Linked DNA regions of Homo sapiens: region 2 is linked to region 1. A link is a contact called in ENCODE Hi-C data. All regions are on one chromosome and are shown on one strand. The core of a region is the stretch at or near the end of the contact, and the rest is flanking DNA. Distances in the headings are between cores, read along the strand shown.

Region 1 (2,700 bases), core at 55-2,554:
CCGCTTTCGCCAAACTCCCGGCGCCCTGCGCTTCCAGCCCAGCAGAGAAAAGTGTGAAAAGCAAGCCCGCGGTCGCCGTCGGCCTTGGCAGAGAAATCAAGAGGAGAAGGGAAGGGAACCGCTCAACTACCCTTCGGGAAACCAAGTTTCCAAATATGCCGCCCTCTTCCTGGTTTGCACAAACGGTTTAGGGCATTCGTTCCGGTTTCAGGGTGGGGTATGCCGTCGCTCCCCTCCTCCCCGCCCTGTGCTTTTAAAAGTTAGGAAACAAAAAAGAGCACCCATTGGCTGGAACCCCAAGGGAGGCAGATGCAGGAAGCACAGAGCTGCACCGCTAGGCGCAGCAAACAGCCGCGGCCGAAGGCGCGGGTCGCCGAGTGGGCGGCGGCCGCCCGCGAGGCGAGCCTGGAAGCAGTATCTGAACCGTCTGGAGGGTGACCAGGTTGCGCGGCGAGCTTTGCGACTGACACGGCCAATGCGCTAGTGGCTGAGTGGCCTTGGCCATGTAGGGACGCGGCGCGCACGCACACCCACAGACTCGCAGAAGTTCAGGTTCGCGCCGGAGAGAAGTTATAGGCAGGAAGGGGCCCACTCACCCGCGGCTCCGCGCTCCAGGTCTGCGCCACTCCGAGCCGGCCCAGACGTCGCCCCAGCCGGCGGCGGGAGCGCAGCGCCTTCGTCTCCCTCAGAAGAACCCTTTTCGCCCGCGCCGCCGCCGCGGCTGCAGCCTCCGTCGTCCACGGCCCCCGCCGCCTCTTCGGCGCCCAGTTTTCGCCGCTTCTTCTGAAGCTGTTGCTGCTTCTCGGCGCCGATCAGCGCCTCCACCGAGAAAGCGTGCGCCTTGAGGCTTAGCATGCTGCACGGCGAGCCCCTTCGCTTCTCGGCCATCCCCCCCGCCCCGCGCCCGCCCGCCCCTCTCTCATATACACTCACGCGGGCACACGCGCGCTCTCGCTCTTCCCCCACCAAAAACTAAAAGGCTCTCGGGGCCTCCCGAGATCTGCCCCCTTCCCCACCGCGGGCAAAAAACAGATTTGGCGTTTCCGCTTTCTCGCTTGTGTTGGGATCCAGGAACCGGCGACGCGCCGGCCAAGTCTCCTTTCCTGGGTCTCTCTCGCGCGCTCTCTCACTGATGCACTCCTTTGCTCCCACCCCTTCCACCTCCTCCTGCTGCTCCGAGGTCTGCCTCAACTGATGCGCCAGAGAGGACTAACATGGGTAAAAAACACTCTGTGGACACAAATTAGGGATTGTAATTGAAATTTGTTGCCTTGATCTGTCAGCACTTCCAGGCAGGAGAGCGGTGGGAAGAACTTGCTCATTAGTGTCAATAAAGCGGCGGGGGCGGAGCCCGGGTCCCTGTCCATCACCCAGACGGCCGGCCAATCAGGAGGCGCCGACTCCGCGCAGCCCGCGCCCACTTCCTTACAAGGTAGCGAAAAACCAGGAGTGAAAAGCGCCGCTGTCTGGCTTGGATGTGCCAGCCACACGGACGCTGAACTCTGTCTCTCTGACGTCCGTAGCTGAGTCCAGCCCCGTAGTCTCCAGCTTTCCTCACCAGGACCTGGAAAGGCGGAAGTTCCCGGCTTTAAACTAGACGTTCAACAAGTTAGAAAATCAGGAATCTTTCAAGGTTCCGTAAATTGCCGTCCCACTTCCGTATCGCTTAATGTTGCTACAACTCAGAATATTGGGAAGCTGGGAAGAATTCGCAGGCCCCTCCTTTCTCATTTAAATGTTCCTGCACTCAGTCTGCGCCAGATATGGCTTAGGCTTATTTAAACTTTACTCCGTGATTTTTTTCTTAGGGGATACCAGGTTAAGAAATATGTAAATCCTTTAGGAGTGCAAAATGTTACGTTAACGCTCAGTCCGTCATATAAATGTCAGAAAAAGCACGCCCTTTCCGCAGCCCACCTTTTCTTTCAAAGAGTGGTAGTTATTTTAAAACGTAGGTCATGGGATTTTCATTCTGTACGTCTTTAACGATATGGACAACTTTAAAACCCCTTAAAACTTCGCAAAATGAAATAAGTATGAAGACGCAATAAAATTCCCCATTTGAAAAACTTCTCTGTGATTTAAGTAAGTTTATATTTGTCCTACTGTTGACAATTTACAATCGTTACTTCAGGCTTTTAAGGAGTCCATTGATGTATTTAAAACAAATTTAATAAAATCAGTGCTTTTTAATTAAATGACACCAAACATATATATTTGTACAATTTGTTTTGTAGTTTCAACTCGACTTTTTGTTAGGATTAACAAATATATATATATATGTTTGGTATAAATAGAGCAAATCTCTTGTGGAATAAAATTAATCGTGCATATTACTCCATCTTTTGTATAAAATACACGGCAGGCCGGGCGCGGTGGCTCACGCCTGTATTCCCAGCACTTTGAGAGGCCTACGCGGGCGGATCACGAGGTCAAGAGATCGAGACCATCCTGGCCAACATGGTGAAACCCCCGTCTCTACTAAATAAATAAATAAATACAAATAGTAGCTGGGCGTGGTGGTGCACGCCTGTAGTCCCAGCTACTCGGGAGGCTGAGGCAGGAGAATCGCTTGAACTCGGGAGGCGGAGGTTGCAGTGAGCCCAGATCGCGCTACTGTACTCCAGCCTGGCGACGCAGCAAGACTCCGTCTCTGTCTCTCTCTCTGTCTCCATATGTGTGTGTGTGTATATATATATA
Region 2 (2,700 bases), core at 155-2,654, 640 kb after region 1:
CAGACCAGATGCCTGTCACTGAAGCAAGTCCCCTTCCTGCTTCACTAGACCCCCATGGCCAGCCTTGTAACAAGGCACAGAGACGTGGCTTTAGCTGTGAATCGTCACATTCAAGGAATGTACATCTCCAACTCCAAAAAGAGCCTGCCTCCCTGACTTCACTGAACAGCAAGTCTCTGCTTTCCTCAAAGTCTCAGCCTGGGCAGGAACAAGCTATTCTCACACCTCCAGTTGCAGCCCCTAAAACATCATCTCTATCTCTTGGCACAAAGAGAAATGGTAAAAATATCCACTTCACACCATAAGACTGTTTGCCAGAAAGAATAGAGTTTTACCCACCCTTCATTAAGTATGTTTTCAAATGTTACTCTTTCCCTCTCTGCTGGGTATGAGTGAATCACATCCTCAGGAAATACCACTGGGTATGTAAATTAGCACTCTGGAATGTCTTAAGACATGAAGTTAGTTCAGCTGACTCCCTGGTTGTATGTGGCTTTGAAATGAACACTTAAAGCCTTTAAACAGGTATGACCTTGTTTATGAATTATGTTATGAATTAGTATTCAAGGTGGGTAATGTTGGTGCTCAGGTGTTTGTCCAGGTAAAAGGCAAATCAGCTTAATGTAAAGCCCTTACTCCACGGTTTTGACACACGTGCTATTGCCTAAATGAATGAATCTTGCGGACCACTTCTAAGGCTGGTGAATGAAGTCAAAGAAGTCAAAGCAGGGGGGGACCCAGCTTTAGGAAATAGCATGGCTTATGTTACCCTTAAACCACTTTTGTTTTAAAAGAAAGATAATAGGGACCTAACAAAGAGAGGCTGTGTGTCCTTAGAGCACCTTTTATCAATGTACCAGGAAAAAGAGGTTAAGAACTCTGAATCTGGAGGTTGTCAGGCCTCTGAGCCCAAGCTAAGCCATCATATCCCCTGTGACCTGACGTATACATCCAGATGGCCTGAAGCAACTGAAGATCTACAAAAGAAGTGAAAATAGCCTTAACTGATGACATTCCACCACTGTGATTTGTTTCTGCCCCACCCTAACTGACCAATGTACTTTGTAATCTCCCCCACCCTTAAGAAAGTTCTTTGTAATTCTCCCCATGCTTGAGAATGTACTTTGTGAGATCCACCCCCTGCCCACAAAACATTGCTCCTAACTCCACCGCCTATCCCCAAACATGTAAGAACTGATGATAATCCCACACTTGGCTGACTCTCTTTTCGGACTCAGCCCGCCTGCACCCAAGTGAAATAAACAGTCTTGTTGCTCACACAAAGCCTGTTTGGTGGTATCTTCACACGGACGCGCATGACAGAGGTAACTTTAAGAGAAGGAACAATATAATCCTTGTATGTTCAAGCTATTTGCTCCTGTGTTCCAGCCTTGATGGAAGAATCGGGCATCACTGTGGGGGCGGTGAGTCAAGCTGGCTGGCAGTGCTTCAGGAAATCGGGTGTGAGGCCTGTCTATGCTATGCAAATAAATAATACTCCCAGACGGAGGCAGGATTTTCATTCAATCTTCCGGAATTTGTATGAATCTTAGACCTAAAAATGATGGGCAATGAAGCTGAGTCACAGTATAATCTGAGTGGATCCTATAAACTCAGTTACTTCACTCTGTCTTTTGCTTGTATCAGCCCAGAGAGATCTTACTGCAAACCTAGCTGAAGGGCTCTCAGAAACCAGAACACAGGAGCTCATTTGTGCTTCCGAGTTGATGGAAGGGAATCACAGGTGTCAGTCTTGATTGGGCACAGAGAAAACTCACACCAAGTTACAAGAGGAAATTTCATTTGTTTCTCTAAGATAAAACAATACATCCCTCCAGATGCTAATTTATAAAATGTCATTGCACTCAATGTTTTTTCAGTCCAATTCAAGCTTGTGGCTATGAATTCAAAATAAACAGAGCTGATCTGGGGAGCCACAAAGCTTTGCAGAGAAAAACAAACATCAGTTATTGTTAAGGGAAAAACCACACACATCTTTGCCTCAAATCAGAAGAAAGGTGAGGCTAAAAGCCAAGTGGTTTAACGTTTGAAAACTTCCTTTTTCTAAGGGCGTGTTTGTTTTAATAAGTTAATACTTGATATGCCTGTGCAAAGTCCAGGATGGACAACTGCCCCAACTCTAACCAGACAATGTCTCCTCTGTGGGCCAACCCTGATTCTGACTTGGGGAAATCTGGGGGCTGGGGAAGCCCTGCTCTGTGCAGACAACCTCCAAAATCCCTCCTGCTTTCTGGCCTTTCTCCACCTGAACTGCCCACTCCAACACAACTTTATCCACTTGTTCTCTTCAGCAAGAAACTCCTTCACAGAGAAACCACCAGCCCATTCAGCCCCTTTGTGGGGAATATGAAAATGCACCTCACAGCACCACTGACCCAGGGTGCCTCTGAGAGGCAGGGAGCACCCTGTAGCGAGCCAGGTAGGGCTCCTCTCCCCTCAGAGGGTTACAGCCTACACACACATGAGCCATGCCCCATCCTCATTCTCCCCCTACTCTAGATCGAAACCCAGCTTAGGAACCACCTTCAGCATGTCCCATGTCATCTGGAGCTTCATCACTTCCAAAGAGCCCCGGTGACAACTTCCTAATCTCATCCTGGCTAGAATGCTGATAAAAATGTACTAAGGGGAAAACCCAAGCCTGGGCCCTTCTTGCTCAGACCTTTTTTTCTATGTTGT

What was found. A loop is a pair of places that touch in the nucleus more often than their neighbours do. Pooled maps may share reads with other maps.
Region 2: a loop to region 1 is called in a map of endothelial cell of umbilical vein, with 3 times the contacts of the local background. The contact joins the promoter of LINC02535 here to the promoter of TBX18 in region 1. A Hi-C loop is called at or near these places in 1 of 168 maps with a recorded cell type or tissue (endothelial cell of umbilical vein) and 1 of 50 pooled maps.

Annotation. Positions count from the first base shown.
Region 1 is chr6:84,763,294-84,765,993 of GRCh38, forward strand. TBX18 (T-box transcription factor 18) reads right to left here and starts at 1,305. Exons shown (of 8, transcript NM_001080508.3): 1 at 597-1,305. The coding sequence starts at 888. The region is part of intron 1 of LOC124901353 (a long non-coding RNA gene); the gene reads left to right. RefSeq lists enhancers at 38-622, 623-1,206, 1,218-1,512.
Region 2 is chr6:85,403,398-85,406,097 of GRCh38, forward strand. It overlaps LINC02535 (long intergenic non-protein coding RNA 2535), which reads right to left and starts at 1,405. Exons shown (of 4, transcript NR_134633.1): 1 at 1,280-1,405; 2 at 858-977. RefSeq lists an enhancer at 1-524.